Linked DNA regions of Homo sapiens: region 2 is linked to region 1. Evidence: read pairs that join two places in POLR2A ChIA-PET (ENCODE). Cell type or tissue: PC-9. All regions are shown on one strand. Each heading gives the region's core, and the rest is flanking DNA. Links, peaks and the distances in the headings are about the cores only.

Region 1 (16,255 bases), core at 5,950-10,949:
CCTCTTATTTACAACCCAACTTAATAAACACACGGTATACTATTTCCTGCTATTCTTTGTCCTATGTTTCCTGGTTATTTTGATAATGTACTTTACCACTGTGGCCAGTTCTTCTCCTGACTCTTTCACATAAATAAAGTGTCCATATTTCTGGAAAAAAAAAAAAGAAGGCTATGAACCAACATCCCTCATAAACACAGATGTAAAAATTCTAAACAAATTAAAAAAATATTTTACTTTAAGTCCTGGGATGCATGTGTAGAACGTGCAGGTTTGTTACATAGGTAAACGTGTGTCATGGTGGTTTGCTGCACCTGTCAACCCATCACCTAGGTATTAAGCCCCACATGCATTACCTATTTGTCCTGATGCTCTCCCTCCCCTCACCTCCCACCCCCCACCAGGCCCCAGTGTGTGTTGTTCCCCTCCCTGTATCCACGTGTTCTCATTCTAAACAAGATTTTTTCAAATCGAATCAAAAAATTTATTAAAACTATAACCACAGGGGATTTATTCCAAGAATCCAGAGTTGGTCTAACATTCAAAATCAATGTAATTCATCATGTGAACAGACTAAAGATGACCAATCATAGGATCATCTCAGTCAATTCAGAAGAACGCACTTGACCAGATTCAACACCCACTCCTGATAAGAACTCTCCTAAAAATAGAATATAACTTCCTCATCCTCATAATGGCATTTATAAAAAGCCTGCAGATGACATCATACTTAAACACTAATGCTTTCCCCTGAAATCAGGAACAAGACCAAGATACCTGCTCTCACCACTTCTAATGAACATGGTGCTGGAAAGCACAGCCAGGCAATCGGGAAGGTGAATACACTTAAAAGATCTAGATTGGAAGGGGGAGTGAAACTGTGACAGATGATGTGATCATCTGTGCATAATCGAGTATCTATAAAAGGCAGCGGCAGTTGTCCCTTGATATCCACGGGGCATGGGTGCCAGCACCCCTAGGACACAAAATGTATGCGTGCGCTAATCCTCTACATAAAATGGCATAGTCTTTGCATATAATCTACATACATCTTCCCATGTACTTTATTTATTTATTTATTTTTTTAAGACAGAACCTCTCTCTATCACCCAAGCTGGAGTGCAGTGGTGTGATCTAGGCTCACTGCAACCTCTGCCTCCTGGGTTCAAGCAATTCTCCTGCCTCAGCCTCCCGAGTAGCTGGGACTACAGGCAACTGCCACCACCCCTGGCTAATTTTTGTATTTTTAGTAGAGACAGGGTTTCACCATGTTGGCTAGACTGGTCTCGAACTCCTGACCTCAGGTGATCCACCCGCCTCGGCCTCCCAAAGTGCTGGGATTACAGGCATGAGCCACCACGCCTGACCACATCCTCCCGTATACTTTAAATCATCTTTATATCATGTTAAAATTTCTATTAGGGGCCAGGGTCAGTGGCTTACGCCTGTAATCCCAGCACTTTGGGAGGCCGAGGCAGGTGGATCATTTGAGGTCGGGAGTTTGAGACCAGCCTGGCCAACATAGCAAACCCCTGTCTTTATTAAAAATACAAAAAAAATTTAGCCAGGCATGGTGGTGTGTGCCTGTAATCCCAGCTACTCTTGTGGCTGAGGCAGGGTGCGGTGGCTCATGCCTGTAATCCCAGCACTTTGGGAGGCTGAGGTGGGCAGATCACCTGAGGTCAGGAGTTCAAGACCAGCCTGGTCAACACAGCAAAACCCTGTCTCTACTAAAAATACAAAAAGTAGCTGGGTGTGGTGGTGGGCGCCTGTAATCCCAGCTACTTGGGAGGCTGAGGCAGGAGAATCACTTGAACCTGGGAGGTGGAGGTTGCAGTGAGCCAAGATTGTACCATTGCACTCCAGCCTGGGTGATAAAGCAAGACTCCATCTCAAAAAAAAAAAAAAATTAAAAGCAGGTCTTGAAAAGATATTTGCACACTCATGTTCACAGCAGTTGAAGCCACCCAAGTGCCCCTTGACAGATGAAGGGATAAACAGAATGTGGTCTGTCCTTACAGTGGAATATTATTCTGCCTTGAAAAGGAAGGAAGGAAATTCTGACACAGGCTACAATACATAGATGACATGAGGCCGAGTGAAATAAGCCAGACACAAAAAGACCAACACGGTATCATTCCACTTATTTGAGGTATCTCAAGTTGTCAGATTCATAGCAACAGAAAGCAGAATGGTGGCTACCTGAGGCTGGGGGAGAGCGGAGGGTGTGTTTAGTGGGAGCAGAGTTTCAGTTTAAGAAAAATGAAGGTGTTCTGGAGCTGAATGCTGGTGATGGCTGCACAGCATGGTGACATAGTCAATACCACTGAGCCACGCACTTAAGACTGCGTAAGATGAGAAATTCTGTTATGTGTATCTTTCCATAATAAAAAGTCCCAAAAAATCAATTGTATCTCTCTATATTAGCAATAAATAATTGGAAATGGGAACAAACAATATCATTATAACGGTACAAAAATATGAAATACTTAGGGAAAAATCTGACAAAGGATGTGAAAGACGAGTACGCTGAAAACTGTAAACCATTGGGAGGGAAATTAGAGACCTGCAGAAACAGGTATGTACACCTTGTCCATGGGCTGGAAGACTCCATATTGCTAGGACGTAAGTTCTTTCTAAACTGATAAATATATTTAATGCAATTTCAGTCAAAATCCCTGCAGGCTTTTTTTTTTTTGGTAGAAACTGACAAATTGAGACTAAATTCAGAGGGAAATGCAGAGGACATAGAAGAGCCAACGCAGTCCTGAAAAAGGGGCAAAGTTGGAGGAAACTGAAACATTGGCTGGGATTGAGAACTGTTACAAAGCTACAATAATCAAAACAGTGCAGCATTAGCATAATGACAGACAAATAGGTCAATGAACAGAGTAAAGTCCAGAAACAAATTCATGTGTATATAAACAATAATTATTTTTTCTTTAAAAAAATTTTTTTTTGAGACAGGGTCTGACTCTGTCACCCAGGCTGGAGTGCAGTGGCATGATCTCAGCTCACTGCAACCTCTACACCCTGGGCTCAAGTGATCCTCCCATCTCAGCCTCCCCAGTAGCCATATAGGCACATGCCACCCCACCTGGCTAATTGAATTTTCAACAAAGGAGCAGAAGTACTGCAATGAAGAAAGAATAGTCTTGTCAACAAATGGGGCTAGAACAATTGGATATCCATACATAATAAGACAAACTTCAAGCCATACCTCATACTACATATAAAAAATTAACTCAAAATGCATCATGGAAAACCCCAAACTATAAAATTTCTAAAAGAAAACATAGGGGAAAATATTTGTGTGATCTTGGGTTAGGCAAAGATTTCCTACATGTAATACCAAAGGCAAAATTTATAAAAAAGTAAATTGATCAATTGGATTTTATCAAAATTTTGAAACTCCTACTTTAAAAAACACTATTGAGAGAATGAAAAGACAAGCCACAGACTGGGAGAAATATATCTACAAAGGATCTCTCCAATAAAGGACTCGTATCTAGAATACATAAATAATGTTTAGATCTTAAAAAGAAACCCACCCCAATAACCCAATAAATAATGGGCAAAAGATTTGAGTAGGCGTTTCACTAAAGAAGACATATGGGGCTTATAAGCCTGGGAGTAAACTGACTTTTTTTTTTGTAAGAAATTAGATATCCTAAGTTAAACAGTCACACAAGGATGTGAGGAGAAAGTGCTTTGACAGGAATTGCTATACTAGTCACAAGTACATTACCAAAGATTTCTCTATAATGGATTTAATATTTAAACACAGCACCCAGTATTTGTTGAAAAAGCAAAACTATATAATAGGGGTTTTTAAAATAATTTTTTTTTTGAGACAGTCTCACTCTGTTGCCCAGGCTTGAGTGCAGCAGCACGATCTTGGCTCACTGCAACGTCTGCCTCCCGGGTTCCACTGATTCTCCTGCCTCAGCCTCCCAAGTAGCTGGGATTACAGGTGCGCCACCACGCCTGGCTAATTTTTGTATTTTTAGTAGGGATGGGGTTTCATCATGTTGGCCAGGTTCATCTCAAACTCCTGACCTCAGGTGATCCGCCTGCCTTGGCCTCCCAAAGTGCTGGGATTACAGGTATAAGCCACTGTGCCTGGTCTAAAATAAAGTTTTTTAAAAAGTGAAAAAAAGAAGACATATGGATGGCAGATAAGTGTATAAAAAAATTCTTAACATCATTAGTCATTAGTGAAATACAATTTCAAGTAATAATGAGACAACATCACACACTTACTGGAGCGGCTAAAATTAAAAAGACTGACCATCCCAAGTGTTGACAAGGCTGTGGGGTAACGGATGTCTCATACACTGCCGGTGGGAATGTAGAAAGGTACAACCACTTTGGAAAGCAGTTTAGCGATTTCTCAAAAAGTTGAACATAGACCTACCTGTCTGATCCAGATACTCCACTCCTAGGTATTTACCTGGCAGAAAAGAAAGTGTATGTCCACACTAAGATTACACAAATGTTCGAAGCAGTTTTGTTCGTAGTGGCCTCAAATGGACAATGAGCCCAGTGTCCATTAGCAGGGAATGAATGAGCCCAGGAAGGAATGAGCTATTTACACAGCAATGCTGGATGCAATCTCAACATAATTATGCTTAGTGAAAGAGACCGAAGAATGCATACTGTATAGTTCCATTTACACAGAATCCTAGAAAATGCAAACAAATCTGCAAAGTCCTAGAAAATGCAAACAAATGCCATGGAAAAGAAACCCTGGGTAGCTCCCGAGTGGGGAAGGGTGGGAGGGAGAGATTCCAAAGAGGTGTAAGGAGCCCTGTGTGGGTGATGGGTGGGGACATATTCATCCTGATTGGGGTGGTGGTTTCCCAAGTTCAACCAATTTATGTCAAAACTGACCCAATCATACACGTAAACATGTGCGGTTTATTGTATGTCAATTCTAACTCAGTTAAGCTGTTTTAGCCTGTGTCAACGCACTTTCCTGACCAGTAAATCCTAAGTGTTTTCCTTGTTGCCACATAAAATCCTAGTCATAATTTATAGTGGATGCATGTTATTCTAGAGTTGTTTGGCTCTTAGAGATTTAAAATTAATCAGAGAAATATATTAGAGCCCAAACTATAGTGACAGTAAAAAATGACCAGTGCTTGCCAGGGATTTGTGGGGAAGGATGGAATAGCTGAGACACAGGGCATGTGTTAGGGTGGTACAACCATTTTGCATGCTACTATCCTGGTGGATATTTGACACTCTACATTTGCAAAACCCAGAAAACTTAATAGTGCAAAGAGTGAACCTTGATGTACACAAACATAAAAATATTCAGGAGGTTGAGGGATGCCACAGATGAAATGCGGAATGTGGCAAAACAATCCAACTGTATTTCAAATGCATGAAATAAACTCACAGAAGGGGGCGGGGGTGGAGGGATGTTGAAGGGCCCTGACCTTTGGGCACTTCGGCAAGGAGCAAGGGGGCACTGAGATTCCTGCCCTGGGGCTACGACACCACCCAGGAACCCCTGATCTTTCTGTTACTTATGACTGGGGTTTCTCCAAAAAGCAACAGTCTCCTTTGCAAAAAGTGGCCACACCATTATCAAGCGGTGGACAGTGTAAGTTTGGGGCTGGGAAGATTCTCTGGGACCACATTGCAGCTCTGCCATTCTTGGGCTGGGTGAGCCGAAGGAGTGCTTTCACCCTCTCTGAGTCTCAGTTTCCTTGTCTATAGGATGGAGTGAGGTGAGTGCCTTCCTCCCAGGGTTGAGGGCTCCAGTGAGGTGGGCCTATAGAGCAGTTGGCCTGTACTTGCTCATCATGAGCTCTTGTGAGGTGGAGCCCTGTGGAGCTGCCACAGAAGGTGAACTCCAGTACCAGGGAGATTTCATTTGTCCATCCTTTTACCCACCCACCCACCGATTAATCCATCATCCACCCACCCACCCACCCATCCACCCACCCACTCATCCATCTATCTGTCCATTTGTCCATCCATCCATCCATCCATCCATCCATCCATCCATCCACTCATCCACTCATCCATCTCTCCATTCATCCATCCACCTATCCAGTCACTCACTCACATATCCATCTATCCATCCATCCTTTCATCCATCCATTCTTTGACCCATCCACACATCCATCCCTCCATTCATCCATGCCTCCATCCATCCACCTATCCATTCACTAACCCATCTATCCATCCATCCATCCATCCATCTATCCATCCATCCTTCCATTCACCCATTCATCCACTCATCCATCCATCCATCCATCCACTCACCCACCCATTCATCTATCCATCCATCCACCCACCCATTCATCCATCCCTCCCTCCCATCCATCCATCCCTGACCCATTCATCCATCCCTTCCATCCATCCATCCATCCATCCATCCATCCACTCACCCATCCACCCATCCATCCATCCCATCCATCTACCCACCCACTGACCCATTCATCCATCCTTCCCTCCCTCCCTCCCATCCATCCATCCTTTCATTCACCCATTCATCCATCCATCCACCCACCCACCCATTCATCCATCCATCTAACGATCTGTCCCTCCCTCCCTCCATTTATCCACTCATTCACCCAGCCAACCACCCATTCATCCATCCGTCCACTCATTTACCCACTCATTTATTGATCTATTCATCCATCCATCCATCCATCCATCCATCCATCCATCCATCCCATCCATCTACCCACTGACCCATTCATTTCCCCTCCCTGCTTCCCATCCGTCCATCTATCCATCCATCCATCCATCCACCTGCTGACCCATTCATTCCCCCTCCCTTCCTCCCATCCATCCATCCATCCATCCATCCACCCACCCACCCACCCACCCACCCACCCACCCACCCAGAAGCAAAGTTATTGAGTGCATCTGCTGTGAGGGTGGCCATGGGGGGCCCACATGGGCTGCTGCCCTTGCAGCATTCGGAGCAGGATGGCCAGCAAGGGTCACACAGTGTGGCCAGGGTGGTGAGAACAGTGTTCAGTGTGAGGATGTGACACCTGGACCAAGTCTTGAGGGGCAAGTGCCCCAGGGTGTCTGGACTCCTGAAGCACAGCTATCCACCTGATGGCCCTGGCCCTGGGCTGCCCTTTCCTCAATGGAGCCTGCCCAGTGCCCGCCTGCCCAGCAGAGGCCTGGACTGGTTGAGGCCTCTCTTGATCCCTCACCTGAGAACAAACGCCTCTGTGTGCTCACTTGCTCACCCTCCACACCTCACAGAGCAGTGGCACCAACATCCCGCCTTTCACCTCTGCAGTCCTTGGGAGGTGAAGTGCACACCTCCAGGTGTCTCCGAACCTTTGGAGCCCCAGAAAGTGGACATGCTTGGGGTGTCTGAGTCTGCCCTGGAGAGCTGGACGTGACTGGTGTTTTATTTGCCCTCCCTTGAATCCTCAGATGCTCACCTGCCAGGGTGTAGGTCTGGGCCTTGCCACTGTGTCCCTGTGTGGGGCTGGGGTTGGAGCTGGGGTCCTCCTTGGTGTCCAGAGGGCTGAGAACCACGGCTTCTCTGGGTGTGCTCTCCATCTGCCCACCAAGGCAGGGCCAGAGCTGTGGCGCTGGGGTTGGGTGCCAGCCCCCACCACCCTGGTTAAGCCCAGTTGGCTGGGGGCTGGGCAGCCTGGTGCTGGCAGGGTTGGCTGTGGCAGGATGGCTCTGGCCTGCAGAATGGGTGTGGGCCAGCCTGGCCTCTTGTGTCCTGAGATGCTGGCCTTGAGATGGAGACACAAGATGCTCGGTGACTCAGTTTCCCCTTCTGTAATGTGAGCTAATAATCAGACCAACCACATAGGGACATGGAAAAATGGCCCCAGATGACACATGTGACTGACATGTGGGCAGCCTGCACTTGCTGGAGGCCGACATTTCAGTAATCAGCAATGGGGGCCACGTTTGGACCAACACAGGATGTAGGGAGACAGGGGCTGCCACGTGGGGATACCTAGGGCTGCGGTGTGGGCGGGTGGAGTGCTCTCCAGGAAAGCAGGCTCTGTGACTGGTCTCCCGCCCCCGTGGGAGAGGTATTGGCCACATGGGGAGTGCTTGCGGGGGTGGGTGGTGATACTCCAGGGAAGCAATCAGTGGGGCATGGGCCATTACTTCAGGCAGCCTAGGGTGGGCCTCAGGCTGGAGACCCCCGGAGGCCATCAGGAGGCAGCACGTCCTGGAGGCAGCACGTCCTGCTCCTTGGAGGACCAAGGTCTTTTCTTTCAAGGCCCTGCACTGATTGTGTCAGACCCACCTGCTTCGCCAGGGTCACATTTAAGAAGTCCCTTCACAGCAGCATCCAGCCCGGCGCCATGCCAAAGACTGGAGCCATGGCCAGACAGGCCGACTCACAAAGCCACCGTTCGAGCGACCGGGACGTGTGCAGGGGACGCACCTGCTGTCTTTGGCTCCCCCAGCAGCATAGGGGTTCTCTCTTCTCGCCCCCTCCCCAGCCTCCTCTTCCCCTTCCCCTTCCTCCTCCTCCTTTCCCTCTCCCTCTTCCTCCGGTGGCTCTGACCCCCACATGCCCCTCACCCGGGCTTCCTGGTGAGTCAGGTTTGTGGATACACAGTAGGGGGGCCGTCACTTCAGGTGCCATGTGACGTCAGTGCTGCCTCCTCCCTGCAGTCACTACTGCAAATTCCATGCAGCCGTTGGCAACAGTGTCTTGTCACGGTAAACATGTTGGGCGTGGGCAGGGTGGGGAGAGGCTGGGGGGGCCAGGATGCTGTCTGTGTGGGAAGCTGTACTCCAGGATGCTGTCTGTGTGGGAGGCTGTACTCCAGGATGCTGTCTGTGTGGGAGGCTGTACTCCATGCAGCCTCGTTCTGAGTCCCAGCCGGGGCCTGAGGCTGGGGCAGCCTGACATGGGGCTGGGGATGTGGGCTCCTGGCTCAACTGTGTCCGGCCCGCCGTTGGGTGGGTGGTCATTCCCACCACTGCCATCATGTTCTTGTCACAGAAAGCAGAACCGACAAGCATTTTCCTCGGAGTGGTCAAAGCCCCCACTCTCTCCCTCCACCAGGGTCCCTCGAACCCCATGGGAAAGCCACAGAGTGGCGATGGGGTCCCAGGGCAATACGGCTGCCCACTCTCCCACTCTGCACTTGCTGGAGGCCGACATTTCAGTAACCAGCAATGGGGGCCACATTTGGACCAACACAGGACGTGGGGAGAGAGGGGATGCAGTGCTGTGGAACTGCCTGGCCCCCATCGCCTCCACCACCACAGTAGATGCTGCGAATCTGGCAGTGGGGACCGGCTGAGGCTTGGAGGCAAAGAGGCTGGGGACACTCTCGCTTTGGGGGTGCCAGTGACTCCATAGTCGCCCCGGCCTGATGGAGCCCTCACTGTCCTCTTCCCCAGAACAGCTCCCTTTCCCCGTTAGGAATGGGGTTCAGCTCTCTGCACCCTGCCCCATGCAGGGCTGCCTGTAACCTCAGACAGGGCTCCTACCTGGGACCTTGCCATGGGCCAAGAGGGGTGTTGGGGTCAGACCCCTGAGCCTGGGAACCACCACTGCCCGTCCAGAGGGGACACAGGGTCAGATCTAGGGGACCTACCTCAGGCTTCAGGGCTGGAGGGGCTGTGCTGGGCAGCTTGTGCTCCGCTAGGATTCCTCCAATCCCCCCAGGGCAGGGGGAGCCTGGCCTGGAAAATCTCTGTCCTGAGGCCCGCCTGGGGCATGTCAGGGTCAGGGGACTGCAGTTGGGGCCGTCCTTGGGTTTCCCCAGGGCTCAGTGCCAGTGTGCGGAGGCCCACACCAGGAAGTGAACAATGATCTCCTCTGGCCTCGCCCAGCTGGCTCTGGTTTCCTAATCCCCGGTCCTCCTGGCAGGGGCCACACACTGAGCTTCCTCCACGTGCCCAGGTCCTGGCAGGGAGCGCAGACCCTGGGGCCTGGTGCTGGCGGGCACCGCAGGAGGGCGGGAGGGGCTTCGTCCCAGGCCCTGGGTCTGGGCAGCAGGTCAGCCAGGGAAACAGGCTTGGTGCTTTGGGCCCCGAGTCTCTATAACTGTTGGGGTGAGTCCCTCCCCACTGCCATCATGCTGCCGGCATGTCCCTGGCATGTTCAGGCCAAAGCCAGGAACTCAACTCAGGGCCCCTCTCTATTTTCAGGAGGAGAAAATTGTAGAGAGAGGGGAGGGCCCCCAGACCTCAGTTTACCCACTGGCGACACAGGGGTGCCTGCCTGTGCCCTCCCGGGCCGGGGCAAGCAGTGGTGGGCCCAGTGGTCTCGTAGTCTGGGGTCGGTGTGAGTTCCGGTTCTCCAGGCTTTTTTCCAGACAACTGCTGGGATTGGTGGGCGAGACCAAGGCTCATCAAAGGCACAGCCTTGGGGGCAGGATCCCCACCATGAGTCAGAGGTAGTTCTGGGGAGCCTGGGCAGGCTGTCACCTCCTCAGCTGTCAGGCCCGAGGTCCTCATGTGGTCCCCAGGAGAAGGGGCAGACGGCCACTTCCGGCCACCAGCCAGCTCCCTGTGTGCCTGATTCCGTAACATGTCCCCTGGCTGGGCATGTACTCCCCAAGTTCTAATTACATGTAACTGCAGAGAAGGGCTCAGCCTGGGAAAAGGATGGGCATAGGGGGTGGTTGGGGGCTGGGGCCTCTGACACAGCTCCATGAGCCCGGCCAAGAGTCCCACACAAGTCAGTGGCCCCCCCGGACCCTGAAGGATCCCACATCCTCCCTGCCCTCGGGGAGGCCCCTTTCTGGGGTCAGGCCTGGAAGCTGCCCCAGAGCTTGGGCCCCAGGAATGGGTTGGTCCTCCCAGCGTAACGTGAGCCTGATCAGGCCTGGGGACCTGCTCAGCGGGTGTCTGGGGGCCCATGGCGGGCTAAGGAGCCTGACCAGACTTGCTTCTGGCAGGACACCCCTCCCCCGGCCACCCTGGGCTCGCCCCTCTAGTAGCTGCATGTGTTCCCCGGGTGTGTGTTGGCATTCAGGCTACAGGGCTGCCTCATCCTGAAGAAGGCTGCGTTTACCCAGGGAGCCATAAAGAGATGACCTCCGATAACCTGAATCAATATTTCCCCATTGGGGCTCGGGCCCCCGCAGCTGTCTTCTTGATCATCTGGCAGATGCCACACCCACCCTTGGCCCTCCCCTGCCTTCCTGCCCTCCTACCCTCCTGCCAGGACATATAAGGACCAGACCCCTGCCCCCGGGCGCAACCCACACCGCCCCTGCCAGCCACCATGGGGCTGCCACTAGCCCGCCTGGCGGCTGTGTGCCTGGCCCTGTCTTTGGCAGGGGGCTCGGAGCTCCAGACAGGTGAGAGAGCAGACACAGGGGTCTGGGGCCTGGCAGAGTGTCCTGGGGGCAGGGCGAGGCGGGCGGGCAAGTCGCGTCTGGGAGGAGGAGCTGGTCCCAGAGTGCAGCCTGCGCGGCTCTGCTGAGGCTCCTGGCCCGGGTTGGTCCCTGGAAGCCCCCGGCCCTGCTGACTTTCAAGGAGCTGGAAGGTCGGGGCTCCCCTGCTATTCCTTTGGGGTTGACTGCCCGACGACAGTGTGGGTCTTGGGGCCAGCACCAGGTGGAAACAGCAGGTCAGGCCCCAGTGAACTGGGTCATTGTCCATAGGGGAGGAAGGGGTGGCCAGGATCCCACCAGAAGGCCCCATTCTCAGGTGGCAGAGACCCTTGAAGAGTTGGGGCAGCACAGCCCTTGCTGGGGAGCGGGGTGCCCAGAATGCCCTCTCCTACATCCCGCTTGGCACCCGGCCGCACTCCTCACCAGGCCGGGGGTAGAAGCCCTGAGACCCCTGTGGTGGGGTGACCAAGGCCCAGCAGAGGGCCCGAGGATAGGAAGGAACCTTTCCCGGCCAGGGGCCCTGTGCTGGGCTCGAAGCTGCTTCCAGGTGCTTCTTCAGGGGCCTTCTCTCGAGGGTAGCTTGGGCAGCCTTCCCCCTCCGGGGCCACTCACCCCTCATTCCCCGCTGCTCCCTCAGAGGGCAGAACCCGAAACCACGGCCACAACGTCTGCAGCACCTGGGGCAACTTCCACTACAAGACCTTCGACGGGGACGTCTTCCGCTTCCCCGGCCCCTGCGACTACAACTTCGCCTCCGACTGCCGAGGCTCCTACAAGGAATTTGCTGTGCACCTGAAGCGGGGTCCGGGCCAGGCTGAGGCCCCCGCCGGGGTGGAGTCCATCCTGCTGACCATCAAGGATGACACCATCTACCTCACCCGCCACCTGGCTGTGCTTAACGGGGCCGTGTGAGTGTGGTCGGTGGCACCCCTCCCACATCCTAGCAACGGGGGCTGATGTTTCCCAAAGGGATATTCCTTGTAGCCCTAGAAGACCCCTTCCGCCCCAGCACACAGCTCAGGAGAACAGCCTTGAGGTTTGGGTTCAGGTCACTAATTCATTCAACAAACACTGATGAGCCCCCACCATTCCCCCCATAGGCAAGGGGTTTCAGTTATCCCTTTGCCTGTGTGTCCCTGACAGCCCCTCCCCTCGGAGCCCACCAGGCTCCGGACAGACTTGGCACCCCTGGAGGCTGCATGTCTCTGGTCCTGTGCATGGAGTGGCCGTGTGTGCCCTCCCCAGGCTAGAGTTACAGAAGCCGGTGCAGGGGGCTGTGGGACCCCCTTCCCCATCCCCAGCTATTGCTCCCCTATTGTCTCCAGAACAATGAGGCCCTGTAAGTGCGTTCCCATCCAGCGCCTGCCCCTCTTCTGCCTGGGGATTTAGTTTCCTGCAAGGCGCCCCAGCATGGGCATGGGCAGGCGGGTGGAGGCCCTCAGGCATGGGCATGGGCAGGCGGGTGGGTAGAGGCCCTCAGGCGTGAGTGCGGGCGGGTGGGTGGATAGAAGCCGTCAGGCATGGGTGCAGGCGGGTGGGTAGAGGTCCTCAGGTGTGGGCATGGGCAGGTGGGTGGGTAGAGGCCGTCAGGTGTGGGCGCGGGTGGGTGGGTAGAGGCCCTCAGGCATGGGTGCAGGCGGGTGGGTGGGTAGAGGCCCTCAGGCGTGGGCGCGGGTGGGTGGATAGAGGCCGTCAGGCGTAGGTGCGGGCGGGTGGGTAGAGGTCCTCAGGTGTGGGCGCAGGTGGGTGGGTGGGTAGAGGCCCTCAGGCATGGCACAGGTGGGTGGGTAGAGGCCCTCAGGCATGGGCGCAGGCGGGTGGGTGGGTAGGGGCCCTCAGGCATGGGTGTTGGCAGGTGGGTGGGTAGAGGCTTTCAGGCATGGGCAGGCAGGTAGAGGCCCTTGAGGACCGAGGCACAGAGGCTGGGGTGAGTGCCTCTACCTGGACCAGCAAGGGGCACTGGCAGGAGGTGGGGTAGGGCCCCTGACGTTCTCAGGGGCAGCCTGGGGGGCTCTGGGGGGTTTGGGACCCCATGGGGGGATGTTCCACCAAGCAGGGGGCCTGGAAGGGGGCTGGGCAGCCTGGTCCTCCCTCCTCTCCCAACCTGGTGCCCTCAGGGCCTCTGAGGGGGGACCCTGCCCAGGACCGTGCCCCGAGGAGGGAGTGGAGAGGAGGGGCGTGCAGGCAGGAGGTGGCTCTGCCGGGGAAGCCCGGCCAGCGGAGATGGACAGGTGCTCTTTGGCCACTGCCTATGTCCCTCCACCCCAGAGGCCGGCCAAGTTGGTGATCCCAGGGCAGGAGCTGGGCCTGGCAGAGCCATCTCCACCACCCCAGGTGCCCAGCTTCAGTCCCCTCTGGGCGGCGGGGTCCCGGGAGGACAAGCTGGGGCGGGGGGGCCTGGGTGGTGGACCCAAGAGTGACCCCGATGTGCCTCCGCCAGGGTCAGCACCCCGCACTACAGCCCCGGGCTGCTCATTGAGAAGAGCGATGCCTACACCAAAGTCTACTCCCGCGCCGGCCTCACCCTCATGTGGAACCGGGAGGATGCACTCATGGTGCTCAGGGGTCCCCGGACTCGTGGGGCTGGTGGGGGCTCCGTCAGGCCTCTGGGCAGACCCCAAGGGAGGGCAGGGAGGGCAGTGCTCTGACCCCTCACCGAGAGGGCATGGGTGGGGCAGGGCCTCGGCAGCGCAGGGCGTCGGTGCTGGACTTGGGGGGCAGCAGCAGAAGCCGACCTGGCCCTGACCCCCCCAGGCCTCAGCCTTCCCCCAAACGCACTCGGCTTCTCAGGGACCTGCCCTGCCAGGCCGCTCCCTGGCTGCTGACCCCAGCCTTCCTGCCCCACCTTCCTCTGGCTCAAACAAGCCACGAGTCTTGGGGGTTCCTGGCGGCTGTGGGCCGGGCGGGAGGCCAGCTCACCTGCTCCCTCCCGCAACAGCTGGAGCTGGACACTAAGTTCCGGAACCACACCTGTGGCCTCTGCGGGGACTACAACGGCCTGCAGAGCTATTCAGAATTCCTCTCTGACGGTGAGGCCCGGAGGGCTTGGAGGGGGCAGGGTAGGCTACGGGCCCCCAGGAGCCCTAGCTGAAGGGCCGTGCATCCCCAGGCGTGCTCTTCAGTCCCCTGGAGTTTGGGAACATGCAGAAGATCAACCAGCCCGATGTGGTGTGTGAGGATCCCGAGGAGGAGGTGGCCCCCGCATCCTGCTCCGAGCACGTGAGTCCCCTCGGTCCGGGGTGGGGGTCCTGGCGGAGCTGGCCTCTGAATAGCATGCTCACCCTGCGTCTGTCCCCAGCGCGCCGAGTGTGAGAGGCTGCTGACCGCCGAGGCCTTCGCGGACTGTCAGGACCTGGTGCCGCTGGAGCCGTATCTGCGCGCCTGCCAGCAGGACCGCTGCCGGTGCCCGGGCGGTGACACCTGCGTCTGCAGCACCGTGGCCGAGTTCTCCCGCCAGTGCTCCCACGCCGGCGGCCGGCCCGGGAACTGGAGGACCGCCACGCTCTGCCGTAAGCCCCGGCGCCTTGTGGGCAGGGGACCCCAGGGAGACCCCACGCTGGTGCTTTCCCCAAGCCCGGGTGGGAGCTGTGTCTGTGCCGGGCACCTTGAGCTGGGGGGACACTCACCGCACCGGGCACCTTGAGCTGGGGGAACACTAACCGTGCCGGGCACCGGGAGCTGGGGGGACACTCACCGTGCCGGGCACCTTGAGCTGGGGGGACACTCACCGTGCCGGGCACCGGGAGCTGGGGGGACACTCACCACGGGCACCGAGAGCTGGGGGGACACTCACCGTGCCGGGCACCGGGAGCTGGGGGGACACTCACCGTGACGGGCACCGGGAGCTGGGGGGACACTCACCGTGACGGGCACCGGGAGCTGGGGGGACACTCACCGTGCCGGGCACCGGGAGCTGGGGGGACACTCACCACGGGCACCGGGAGCTGGGGGGACACTCACCGTGCCGGGCACCTTGAGCTGGGGGGACACTCACCGTGCCGGGCACCGGGAGCTGGGGGGACACTCACCGTGCCGGGCACCGGGAGCTGGGGGGACACTCACCGCGCCGGGCACCGGGAGCTGGGGGGACACTCACCGTGCCGGGCACCGGGAGCTGGGGGGACACTCACCACGGGCACCGAGAGCTGGGGGGACACTCACCGCGCCGGGCACCGGGAGCTGGGGGGACACTCACTGTGACGGGCACCGGGAGCTGGGGGGACACTCACCGTGCCGGGCACCGGGAGCTGGGGGGACACTCACCACGGGCACTGGGAGCTGGGGGGACACTCACTGAGGGCACCGGGAGCTGGGGGGACACTCACTGTGACGGGCACCGAGAGCTGGGGGGACACTCACTGTGACGGGCACCGGGAGCTGGGGGGACACTCACTGTGACGGGCACCGGGAGCTGGGGGGACACTCACCGTGCCGGGCACCGGGAGCTGGGGGGACACTCACTGAGGGCACCGGGAGCTGGGGGGACACTCACCGTGCCGGGCACCGGGAGCTGGGGGGACACTCACCACGGGCACCGGGAGCTGGGGGGACACTCACCGTGCCGGGCACCGGGAGCTGGGGGGACACTCACCGTGCCGGGCACCGGGAGCTGGGGGGACACTCACTGAGGGCACCGGGAGCTGGGGGGACACTCACTGTGACGGGCACCGAGAGCTGGGGGGACACTCACTGTGACGGGCACCGGGAGCTGGGGGGACACTCACTGTGACGGGCACCGGGAGCTGGGGGGACACTCACCGTGCCGGGCACCGGGAGCTGGGGGGACACTCACTGAGGGCACCGGGAGCTGGGGGGACACTCACCGCGCCGGGCACCGGGAGCTGGGGGGACACTCACTGAGGGCACCGAGAGCTGGGGGGACACTCACTGTGACGGGCACCGGGAGCTGGGGGGACACTCACCGCGCCGGGCACCGG
Region 2 (12,567 bases), core at 4,476-9,475, 140 kb before region 1:
TTGGGGTACCGGGTCTGGGGGTGGGGGCCAGGGTGCGGGGTGGGGGTCCAGGGTCTGGGGGTGCGGGCGGCGCTCAGAGTCTTGGGGTATCGGGTATGGGGGTGCGGGTCAGGATGCAGAGCGGGGCCCTGGGTCTGGGGGTGCGGGGTGGGGTGTCCAGGGTCTAGGGGTGCGGGGTCTAGGGGTTTAGGGCACGGCCCTTCATCCACATCTCCACTCCCGTTTGCTGGTCCGTGCGGGGGGCTGCGGCACCACCAAGGGGGTTCCGGGCCAAGACGCCCCTCCCCAGCATGATGTCACCTTGGTCTTTCTAGTACTGGAGCGTTTAACCCAGCGTTTTCCAAAACGGCGTGGATTTTAGCTTTGGGAGCAGAAATCTGGAAATCAGTGTCTTCCCAGGAAACAGCTTTGTGACCTGGGTTCTGGAGGCTTATTAACCCCTGATTAGATCTCACCTACGACGATTAAAATGACTCATTCCCGGAGGGAATCTGGACACGAGCAGCAGTCGGGGTGTGGGATGGCCTCGCTGCCTGCTGCTCCAATCACAGACCTCGTTCTCAGCCCCGTGCCTGTCCCCTCGGGGTGGGAAAAATCCACACCAAACCGTTAAACAAGCCAGGAAGGCTGGGCCTGTTAGAAGGATGTGCAGGGTGGCTGGGTGGGTGCACCGGTCCACCAATTAATTTGACTTTGGTGTGCAGAACCTCCTCTTGGCTTTCAGAGGCCATCTCCTTATTTAATTTGAGGGAGAAACAAAGCCAGTTTCCTGTCTGCTGCGTTGATTTTTTTCCTTGTTATCCAGCAAATAGTTGACTTCATGATTTTTGTTTTTCTTTTTTTTGAGACAGGGTCTTGCTCTGGCTCTCAGGCTGGAGCGCAGTAGTTCCATCACGGCGCACTCAACCTCCCACCTCAAGTGATCCTACCACCTCAGCCTCCGGAGTCACTGGGACTACAAGCGTGCACCACCACCATGCCTGGCTGATTTTCGTGTTTTTTGTAGAGATGGGGGGGTCTCGCCATGTTGCCTAGGCTGGTCTCGAAATCCTGAGCTCAAGTGATCCACCTGTCTTGGCCTCCCAAAGTCCTGGGGTTACTGGCGTGAGCCACGGCACCCTCATAATTTTTAATGTGTATTTTGAGGGACTGTTGTGATCTTCCCTTTGAATTCTCATCTCCTTAGACGGGATGGAGGATCAGGAGGATAGTGGTTCTCCCACACTCTGTGGAAGGGTAGAGGACCATCTAACCCTTCCTGTACTCTGTTAAAAAAAAAAAAAAAAAGCATAGAGCTGGGTGCGGTGGCTCAAACCTATAGTCCCAGCATTTTGGGAGGCTGAGGCAGGTGGATCTTTTGAGCCCAGAAGTTTGAGACCAGCCTGGGCAATGTGGTAACACCCTGTCTCTACAAAAAAATACGAAAATTAGCTGGGCGTATTGGTGTACACATCTATAGTCCCAGCTACTTGGGAGGCTGAGAGAGGAGGATCACTTGACCCCAGGAGGTTAAGGCTGCAGTGAGCTGAGATCGCGCCATACTCCAGCCTGGGTGACAGAGTGAGACCTTTCTCACAAAAAAAAAAAAAAAAAAAAAAAAGGCTTAGAAACACCCTCAGATCAGCACTTTTACGAGTAGCATTTTTTCTCTTTGTTTGTTACATAATGAGACCAACATGCATTTTGTAAAACTAAGTGTGTGTATTATTTCTTAAGGGGACCTCTGGGACAAAGACTGAGTACCCTTAAATGCGCTATGATGTCTGTCCTTCCATTTTTGAAGAAAATTGCGTTAGGCAGGACAATGAGATTGAAAGCCATTTCCTCAGACAGCAAGTCACCCACTTGTCAGATATATTGTCTGTGCCAGGGCCTGCGTTTGACAGGATGGCGCCTACCACAGTGAGTGCGGTATAGCCGTCCTCCCTTATTTGTGGTTTCACCTTCTGAGGTTTCAGTTACCTCTGGTGATCTGAAAATAGGTGAGCATAGTACAATAAGATATTTAAAGAGACCACATTCATATAACTTTTATTACAGTATATCATTACAGTTCTTTTTTATTATTGGCTTCTGTTAATCTCTTACTGTGCCTAATCTGTAAGTTAGACTTTTTCATAGGTATGTGTGGGAAAAAAGCAGCTTGTATAGGATTTAGTATCATCTGAAGTTTCAGGCACCCACTGAGTGCCTTGGAACGTATACCTGTGGATATGGGGAAACTGCTGTACTCTATAAAATACTTGACTATATAGACCAGACTTTCTCCAACTCAGCAGAGCTGACATTTGGGGCTGGATCACACTTTATTGTGGGGAACTGTTCTGTGCCTTTTAGGATGTTTATAGCAGCACCAGTTGCCTTAGTTGTGATAAGGAACAATGTCTCCAGGCATTGACAAATGTGCCCTTAGGGCAAAGTTGTCCGCCGTCGAGAACCACTAGTGTATCCCATTGAATAACACAGCCCCTCCCCTGAAGGAGCTCGTAGAAGAAGGGGTGCTTAGTCCTAGCTGGGGGAGCCAGGTCTCTTTAATACGGCCCCTTTCTCGGAATCCTCTTTCCCTCATTGCTGTTGGATGGCCTCTCATCAGCTGCAGCGCCCACCATTCTCCTCCTGGGCAGTGTCTTCAGCTTGTGGTGCTGCTTTTCACCTGAGTGGCCCCATCTCCCCCACTGCCCTCTAGGGTGGCCTCTACAAGGTGCGCACCCTATCTTGCTCATCACATTTTTCCTGCTGTTCTCCTCATGGCGAGCGTCTGGCATGCGAGGTGCATGCCAGAGAAGACCTCACAAGGAAGGTGATTCTTGGGCAATTCAGGCAGAAGACCAAGAAGGTATTAGAGGAACAGCAAATAATTAATGTATATACGTATTGAGTTAATGAATGTTGGCTGGTGCCTGGAGACGGGATTGGAGAGCCAGCCAGGGTTTGAGCTGATCTGAACTTGACCTCCATGTCACAGGCAGAGGGGTCCCCGCTTCCCCTTTCCCTGGCCAGCTCTGATTTTGTGTGCTGTTTTCCTGTCATGAGAGTGAATGATAGGAGTAGTCGGGCCCTGTGGAAAGAGGACTCTGAGCCAACAGCCAAGGCTCTTGACCCTGACTCTGCCTCTTAGCAGCTGCATGAGTGGAGGCCACTGGCCATGGAGCCTCAGTTTCCACAGCGGACAGTTGAAGGGCTGGATTTTCAGCTGAAATATCATTAAAGCTGCGTGAGTGGAGGCCACTAGCCACGGAGCCTCAGTTTCCTCAGCTGACGCTTGAAGGGGCGGATTTTGAGCTGAAATATCGTTAAAGCCTGTTTCAGCTCCAAATTTGCGTCTTTCTGACCAGTTTCTTAAGTTTTCCTCCTTTAGCCTGGGCAATATAGTGAGACCCCTGTCTTTTCAAAAGAGAAAAAAGAATTAGCCAGGCGTGGTGGCACGCACCTGTGGTCCCAGTTACTCAGTGGGCTGAGGTGAGAGCATTGTCTGAGCCCTGGAGGTTGAGGCTGCCATGAACTCGGATTGCGCCACTGCACTCCAGCCTGGGCAGCCTGAGGAGCAGATTGAGACCCTGCCTCAAAAAAAAAGTTTTTCCCCTCCAAGACCTGGTGCCAGCCGGGTGCGGTGGCTCACGCTTGTAATCCCAGCACTTTGGGAGGCTGAGGTGGGCGGATCACCTGAGGTCAGGAGTTCAAGACCAGCCTAGCCAACATAGGGAAACACTGTTTCCACAAAAATACAAACATTAGCTGGGCGTGGTGGCATGCACCTGTAGTCCCAGCTACTCCGGGGGCTGAGGCGGAAGAATCGCTTGAACCCAGGAGGCGGAGCTTGCAGTGAGCTGAGATTGTGCCATTGCACTCCAGCCTGGGTGACAGAGCGAGACTCTGTCTCAAAAAAAAAAAAAAAAAAAAAAAGCCCTGTGCCAAGTATCTGAGGTAGCGGACAGGGAGCATGTGGACACTAGGATGCTCTGTTTTCACTTCAAGTAACCCACTCCCAGCAGACTGGCTTGGGGCATTACTCCTCTTAGCATAGGCAGCAATGAATATGCTCCAGGATTTGAAAAGGTGCCTCGTGTCAAGCTCTGCCCCTCAAAGTTGTAGCTTTTGTGGCTCAGGTAGTGAACTAACTTAATGTCTCCTAAAATTAACTTCATCCTTTCTGATTGACGTCAACCCAGCGGCCACTGCATTTGGTCAGCATGCATTCAGTGTGTGAGAGTTAATAAACTGTTTCTTTTTTTTTAAATTGGCATTAAAAAAATTCTAGTCCTTTTATTTAGTCCCAGTTTTAGAATTTTTTTTTTTTTGAGACGGAGTTGCGCTCTGTCGCCCAGGCTGGAGTGCAGTGGCGCGATCTCGGCTCACTGCAAGCTCCGCCTCCCGGGTTCACACCATTCTGCTGCCTCAGCCTCCCGAGTAGCTGGGACTACAGGTGCACGCCACCACGCCCGGCTAATTTTTTGTATTTTTAGTAGAGACGGGGTTTCACCGTGTTAGCCAGGATGGTCTCGGTCTCCTGACCTCGTGATCCACCGGCCTCGGCCTCCCAAAGTGCTGGGATTACAGGCGTGAGCCACTGTGCCTGGTGCCCTACCTTTCTTAATGTGGACATCTTGCATAACTACAGGACATATTCAACACCAGGAAACAGACACTGGTACACACCACCAGGCATATTCAGATTTCGTTAGATCGACATGCACGTGTGTGTGTGTGGTTCTATGCAGTTTAGCACCTGTAGCTTTGTGTAACCGGTTCCCTACCTCAGTCAAGATACAGAACTATACCATCATCACAAAGCTACCCCTTATAGCCATACTCCTGAAACTAATCTGTTCTCCATCTCTGTAATTTTGTGGGCTCAAGGATGTCATATAAAGGGAATCACATCATATGTGATCTTTTGAGATTGCTTTTTTCCCCCTCAGTACAGTCCCATCGAGGTCCATTCAGGCTGGTGCATTGATTGACATTGTATTTGAGCAAAAGATACCGAGAAAACAAAATAACTGCTGAAATTGGGGAAACAAGACCATAATTATTTGCTATTTATTCAGTTATTTTGGAACTTTCGTTTGTTTTTACACAAATGACATATCTGCAGAGGAGAGTTGTATCTAACTTAGTGAATGCATGTCTTTATGCATTGCTGTTGACATGCCAACACTAGAATATTGTTGGAGAGACACAGCACTGCTGAAAATGTTGTCAGGCTCTGAGAATTGACTGCAAAACAATCAGGACTGCAAGGAAAGGGAAGAAGTGATAAGTCCTTTTGAGACCGGTCAGTTTGCCAGGAAAACAACTTCAGGCAGGAAATGACCATTTTTATTTCTCTACATGTGGTGCTGGTGTGGTGCAGATGCTTGGAGGCGTTTTCTTTAACCCCCCCAGGTCCTCACATGAAGGGGAAACAGATGGAGAGATGTTATTAGCAAGATGGCAAAAATGAATTTCCATGGTCTTGAAGAAAGTGATACAGTTTTGCTGCAGGTTTCACGATAAATTAGAAAAATTATCAGTGCTCTGCTCATTGTGGTTGGCATAAAACTTGGTCCCTTCCATTTCTTGTTTTTTTTTTTTTTTTTTTGAGGCAGAGTCTCCCTCTGTCACCCAGGCTGGAGTGCAGCGGTGTGATCTCGGCTCACTGCAACCTCTGCCTCCTGGGTCCAAGTGATTCTTGTGCCTCAGCCTCCTGAGTAGCTGGGGCTCCGCCACCACCACGCCCGGCTAATTTTTTGTATTTTTTAGTAGAGACAGGGTTTCACTGTATTAGCCAGGATGATCTCGATCTCCTGACCTCGTGAGCCACCACGCCCGGCCAGGTTCAAGTGATTCTTGTGCCTCAGTCTCCCGAGTAGCTGGGATTACAGGTGTCTGCCACCACGCCTAGCTAATTTTTGTGGAGACGTGGTTTCACCAAGTTGGTCAGGCTGGTCTCGAACTCTTGGCCTCAAGTGATCCACCTGCCTCGGCCTCCCAAAGTGCTGGGATTACAGGCGTGAGCCCCTGTGCCTGGCCATTTCTGTTAACTTTCTTGAAATTAGATACCCTTTGAATTGTGTTTCAGTGGGACTAAAGTTAAATTTTATTTGTTCATGCAATTCCAGTTATGGAGTCATAAATTAGATATGGAGAAACTGAACACTAAATTTTAAACTCTGCTTAAACTTCAGTATAAAAATTAAACATAAAGTTATACTGATTTTCGTGCAGACGAGTGAAGATCAGCATCAGAATTGGTCAGTCTGCTTTTGCATTTCTTAAATAACCTTCACAGTTAAAAGCTCATTTTGTCCTTTTGACTGTACATTCCTAAAAAGTGCTGACTCTTAGAAAAGAATGCTCTCCTTGCATGTCTTCTTTTGCATGCTTCTGCATAATGTGTGTTCCTTAGAAACCAGTTTAGGAAATGTGTCATGGTGGCTATGGAGAGAAGGAAGGAAGTCCTTGCTCGGGTTGAATTTTTCTTGCCAAGGTTGGTGGTCACTGCTTCTGGGACACCCTGGTTCTCTTCACAGTGTTTTCCGTCTGGCTCCTCTGAAGGTCAGGATCACTTTCTTTTATGACAAGTTGAAGTGTCCTGGTGGTGAACATATTTTGTGCCAGATACTTACTATTACTTCTCTTTCCTCTTAAAATGAACTGTTACTTTTGGTAACAATCTGTGTCAAGATTTTGTAGTAGAAGAGTTCCTGGAAAGGCTGTCAGTGAAGGATTAAATGGCATTTCCTTGGCTCTTAAAAAAATCAAATACGCCGGGCGCTGCGGTTCACGCCTGTAATCCCAGCACTTCGGGAGTCCGAGCCAGGTGGATCACCTGAGGTCGGGAGTTCGAGACCAGCCTGACCAACATGGAAAAACATGTCTCTACTAAAAATACAAAATTAGCCAGGTGTGGTGGCACGTGTCTGTAATCCCAGGTACTTGGGAGGCTGAGGCAGGAGAATCACTTGAATTTGGGAGGCGGAGGTTGCAGTAAGCCAAGATTGCGCCACTGCACTATAGCCAGGGCGACAAAGTAAGACTCCGTCTCAAAAACAAACAAACAAAAAACCCCAGAAATGAACAGTTTTTACCAGGCCACATGATGTCCCAGACTTAGATTATAAAACCACATTTGCTGATTCTGGCAGCATGTTCCTTCTTCAGAACCTTCCTGACTTTAGCTTGAAAGCTGAGCTGGTTGAAACGTCTTGAAAAGCAGTATGTGCAGTTTTGTCACGAGAGAATTTCCGGGTGGGTGGGATAGGTTGAGGTGGGTGTTCCCGTGTAGAAGTGGGGGCTGAAGCTGTGTGGTAAGATGAGCTCTGTGCTTGGGACAGGGTTGTAAGGGTCTGGCCAAGACGCATAGAAGAAATAGCATGTGAGTAGGAAGCAGCCCTATTTTAAATAGCGCCCTGGAGACTTGAATTGGGAAGAGGACCAAGAAGAGTGTGAGGCAGTGAGATGCCCAGCACCAGGGTGGGAGAGGCGAGTTCCAGTGACTCGTGGGCACTCAGGAGCGGGGATGACCCCAGAGACACAGGGAGCTTGGAACCATGCTTCTGTATTCAGACATGACTTTCTGCCAGCTTTGCACGCTTTTTCCTGAAACATTGTTGGCAGAGGGGAACTTGTATCTTCTGTTCAGTTGATTCTCGATTTTAAACGTTTGTTGCCTTTTGGAGCCTGCACTTCCCCTTACCTGGTGATTGGAGTGTGGGAATGGTTGGGGGTATCAAGGCTTCAGCAGGCTGGGAAGGTGGCAGGAGCACAGGGTGCCAGGGGTGGGCTGAGGGGCTGGTGGGTGCTCCGGGATTTTAGGAGGAGTGCTGTGCCCACAGCTGCTGTGTGTCCCTGAGGCCAGGGAAGTCCTGACTCCCATGCTAGGTTCTTTCTGCCCCATGTAGCTCCCTCAGCGCCCCCACCCCGATACCTCAGGAAACTCCAGGTCGAAACTCCAGGTCGAGTGGCAGACCTCCTGCTGGGTGCGTTCTTAGGAATAACACTTCTAGCCGGGGGTTTGGGTCAGATCCTGATTCTACTCTCCTTTGTTTCCCACTTTTAAATTTTTTATATTTATATTTAAAATTTAGAGACAGGGTCTCACTATGTTGCCCAGGATGGTCTTGAACTCCTTGGCTCAAGTGATCCTCCCCCATCAGCCTCCCAGAGTGCTGGGATTTATAGGTGTGAGCCACTGCGCCCAGCCCTTTCCCACCTTTTCAAATTGTAGCCCTGTCGAGAGCCTGGAGTCTTCATCTTTGCCTGAAATTCAGACTCCGAGTTGTGATGGTTTTGTGTTCATCTCTGTGCTTGGCTTCAGGATACTCCCCATTTACCTTTCTTCTCACCCACCCTAAGCTTTGGTGTCTGTCTACGGGTTTGCTTAGAAGTGTAGAGACCAACAGCCAACATGGGGTGCCTGGCTTTTGTTTTTGCGTTGTGGGGTGTTTTTCTTACCTTTAAAATCCCTCTGATGGCAGCACAAGGGTGTAATGAGGATTAGTTATTTAGCATATCTAAAGAACTTTGAGCTCCTTAGGGCAGGCGGCACTGTATTAGGATTTATGTTTTGCTTTTTCTGTGGACCGCCTTTGTGTTTCATGTAATGTAGCTGAAATAGCAAGTACGTGTTTCTTTTCTTTTCTTTTTTTTTTTTGGAGATGGAGTCTCATTCTCTCACCCAGGCTGGAGTGCAGTGGCGCAATCTTGGTTAACCGCAGCCTCTGTCTCCTGGGTTCAAGCGATTCTCCTGCCTCAGCCTCCGGAGTAGCTGGGATTACAGGAGCGCACCACCATGCCCGGCTAATTTTTGTATTTTTGGTAGAGATGGGGTTTCACCATTTTTTTTTTTTTGAGACTGAGTCTTCCTCTGTTGCCAGGCTAGAGTGCAGTGGTGCGATCTCTGCTCACTGCAACCTCTGCCTCCCAGGTTCAAGTGATTCTCCTGCCTCAGCCTCCCGAGCAGCTTGGACTACAGATGCGCGCACCACCATGCCCGGCTAATTTTTGTATTTTTTTTAGTAGAGACGGACTTTCACCATGTTGACCAGAATGGTCTTGATCTCTTGACCTTGTGATCCGCTAGCCTCGGCCTCCCAAAATGCTGGGATTACAGGTGTGAGCCACCGCGCCCAGCTGGGGTTTCACCATTTTGGCCAGGCTATTCTCAAACTCCTGACCTCAAGCAATCCACCCACCTCGGCCTCTCAAAGTGCTGGGATTACAGGCATGAGCCACTGTGCCTGGGCGGTTTTGAATTTTTAGTAGAGACAGAGTTTCGCCGTGTTGGCCAGGCTGGTCTTGAACTCCTGACCTCAAGTGATGCGCCTGCCTTGGGCCCCCAAAGTGTTGAGATTACAAGTGTGAGCCACTGTGCCCGGCCAGTTTTTTTTTTTTTTTTTTTTTTGAGATAGAGTCTCGCTGTGTTGCCCAGGCTAGAGTGCAGTGGTGTGATCTCGGCTTACTGCAACCTTCGCCTCCCGGGTTCAAACAATTCTCTGTCTCAGCGTCCTGAGTAGCTGGGATTGCAGGCACCTGGCTAATTTTTTGTATTTTTAGTAGAGACGGAGTTTCACCATCTTGGCCAGGCTGGTCTTGAACTCCCGACCTCGTGATCCACCCGCCTTGGCCTCCCAAAGTGCTGGGAATTACAGGCGTGAGCCACTGCGCCCGGCCTATTCCTTTTTTTTTTTTTTTCCCCCAGGCGGAGTCTTGCTCTGTCTCCCAGGTTGGAGTGCAATGGCACTATCTCGGCTCACTGCAAGCTCTGCCTCCTGGGTTCATGCCATTCTTCTGCCTCAGCCTCCCGAGTAGCTGGGACTACAGGCGCCCACCACCACGCCTGCCTAATTTTTTTTTTTTTTATTTTTAGTAGAGATGGGGTTTCACCGTGTTAGCCAGGATGGTCTCTATCTCCTGACCTCGTGATCTGCCTGCCTCGGCCTCCCAAAGTGCTAGGATTACAGGCGTGAACCACTGCGCCTGGCCTTTTTTTTTTTTTTTTTTTTTTTAAAGATATAGGGTCTTGCTGTCGCCCAGGCTGGAGTGCAGTGGTGTGATCACAGCTCACTGCAGCTTCGACCTCCTGGACTCAAGCAGTCCTCCCATCTCAGCCTCTTGAGTAGCTGGGCCTACAGGACATGCCACCACACCTGGCTAATTTTTTAAATAAATAAATAAATTAGTTATTTATTGACAGGGTCTCATTCGCATTGCCCAGGCTGGAGTGCAATGTTGCAATCATAGCTTACTTCAGCCTTGACTTCCTGGGCTCAGGTGATCCTCTTGCCTCAGCTTCTTGAGTGGCTGGGACCACAGCCACACCTGGCTAATTTTTAAAAAACTTTTTTGTAGAAATGGGGTCTTGCTTTGTAGCCCAGGCTGATAACGAACTCCTAGGCTTGAGTGATCCACCTGCTTCAGCCTCCCAAAGTGCTAGAATTACAGGTGTGAGCCACCACGCCTGGCCTGGTTTATTATTAGATGCTTGACGTTGTGAATTTCACCTTCTTAGAGCAGAATATTTTTGTGTTTCTTTTAATATTCTTGAGCTTGGTTCTGGGAGGAGGCTAAGTACCTTGGGAACAGTGTGATTCCTACAAGGCAGCACCACCGCAGCCTGTAGTCTGGGGCTAGTTTTACCTCACTCGAGGCAGTGTCTTCTCTGAATGCTTCTTGAGGCCGTTGTTTGATGTGGTTTTTCCTCCGGCTGCTGGGCCTGTGCTGCGGCAGGGGCTCTTCTCTCCTCTTTCCTGAGACTCTTCCCTCTGCTCCAGGGAGTTTCCTTTATTTCTATTTAATGTATTTATATTTGTTTATTTATTGAGATGGAGTCTCTGTCGCCCAGGCTGGAGTGCAGTGGCGCGATCTCAGCTCACTGCAACCTCTGCCTCTGGGTTCAAGTGATTCTCCTGCCTCAGCCTCTGAAGTAGCTGGGATTACAGGCGCCCGCCACTATGCCTGCCTAATTTTTGGATCTTGAGTAGAGACGGGGTTTCACTATATTGGCCAGGCTGGTCTCGAACTCCCGACCTTAGGTGATCCGCCCGCTTCGGCCTCCCAAAGTGCTGGGATTACAGGTGTGCGCCACCGTGCCCAGCCTATTGTTATTTACCACTGACCACAGCGCAACACCATTGTCCGTCTCCAGAAAGAGGCCTTCAGTGCCGTGAGCGCATGTCAGATCTCTGCCATCTTCTCAAAGCACACTTTGAACAGTATCTTTTAAAAGTTCACTTTTGGGGCCAGGCAAGGTGGTTCATGCCTGTAATTCCAGCACTTTGGGAGGCTGAGGTGGGAGGATCTCTTGAGCCTAGGAGGTTGAGGCTGCAGCGAGCCACGTTTGCGCCATTGCGCAGCCTGGGCGACAGGATGAGACCCTGTCTCAAAACACCACCACCAAATTCACATTAGCCTACAGTTGGGCAAAACCATCTAACACAAACCCTATGTATAAAAAAGGATTGAATATCTCATGTAATTTATTGAATACTGTATGAAAGTGGAAAACAAGGTGATTGGGCACTTGATGTACGATTTCTACTGAGTGCGTGTTGCTTTCATGCCATTGTAAAGTCAAAAAATCGTTCAGCTTCACCATCACAAATTGGAGACTGTCTATACTTATTTACAGATAAGGAAACTGTGGCGTGGAGAGGTTGTCAGTTAGCCTAAGTCCCGGAGCTCCCGAGAGGTGGAGCTGGAGCTTGAACTGTGTCGGTTTGCCCCTGAGATGCCTGCCTGCCACCTTTCTGCCTCTGATTGCCTGGAGCACCAGGCAGCCAGGTTATGCTTCTGCCTGGAGGGAGCAGTCTCATTTAAAAACAAGAAACAAAACGCATGCTTATTGGTTTGTCTTTCCTGTGACTTCTCTGTGCCCCTTTGCATTTGATGAGTCACTGGGGTGTTGCTTTATGATGGTGACAGACCCTCTGTTGGGGCCTCTCACCTGGGTCGCCTGTGTGCCGGCTGGTGCCGCACGAAGGCCAGCCTTTCCTTACAGATGCTGCCTTGGCTACACCGACCCTCCCTGTGGCTTCTCCCATCGCCTGAAGTCCCCACCAAACCCCTATACGATACTGAGGTTTTAAAGCTTTTGAAATTATGTTTATCCCGTTAACCCCTTGTAGTTTATTTTCTTGTGAGATGGGTCTCCATCATTCCTCGCATCGATTACCAAATATGTTCTAGAACATTTATGAGGTAATGCTTTTTTCTCCTTGCAATGCATCGTCAACTGTATTCTCAAATGTTTGTATGTTTTTTTTTTTTTTTGAGACAGAGTCTCACTCTGTCCCCCAGGCTGGAGTGCAGTGGCGCGATCTTGGCTCACTGCAAGCTCTGCCTCCCGGGTTCACGCCATTCTCCTGCCTCAGCCTCTCGAGTAGCTGGGACTACAGGTGCCCGCCACCACGCCTGGCTAATTTTTGGTATTTTTAGTAGAGACGGGGTTTCACCGTGTTAACCAGGATGGTCTCCATCTCCTGACCTCGTCATCTGCCCGCCTTGGCCTCCTGAAATGCTGGGATTACAGGCATGAGCCGCTGTGCCCGGCCCAAATGTTTGTATGTTTTTACAGACTCCTTCTGT

The links. ChIA-PET counts read pairs that join two places held together with the same protein. Peaks named below come from ENCODE experiments on the same cell type or tissue, not always from the same donor. Only the 100,000 strongest peaks of a DNase experiment are listed, where the experiment ranks them.
Region 2: POLR2A ChIA-PET joins it to region 1 with 25 read pairs; 2 of 35 experiments call an interaction of 5 or more read pairs at or near these places.

What each region holds. Positions count from the first base shown.
Region 1 is chr11:1,063,696-1,079,950 of GRCh38, forward strand. LOC107987157 (a long non-coding RNA gene) reads right to left here and starts at 9,739. Exons shown (of 5, transcript XR_007062544.1): 1 at 9,570-9,739; 2 at 7,425-7,730; 3 at 4,418-4,453; 4 at 1-150. It overlaps MUC2 (mucin 2, oligomeric mucus/gel-forming), which reads left to right and starts at 11,179. Exons shown (of 58, transcript NM_002457.5): 1 at 11,179-11,282; 2 at 11,956-12,226; 3 at 13,759-13,873; 4 at 14,257-14,347; 5 at 14,428-14,537; 6 at 14,617-14,827. The coding sequence starts at 11,207. RefSeq lists enhancers at 14,126-14,626, 14,652-15,193. In PC-9, for the core only: no CTCF peak of the experiment used is centred there; DNase peaks (open chromatin) are centred at 8,636 and 9,796.
Region 2 is chr11:926,241-938,807 of GRCh38, forward strand. The region is part of intron 1 of AP2A2 (adaptor related protein complex 2 subunit alpha 2); the gene reads left to right. Among named protein-coding and RNA genes, the nearest start is that of AP2A2, 6.7 kb to the left of the region's middle. RefSeq lists an enhancer at 11,549-12,461. In PC-9, for the core only: no CTCF peak of the experiment used is centred there; no DNase peak of the experiment used is centred there.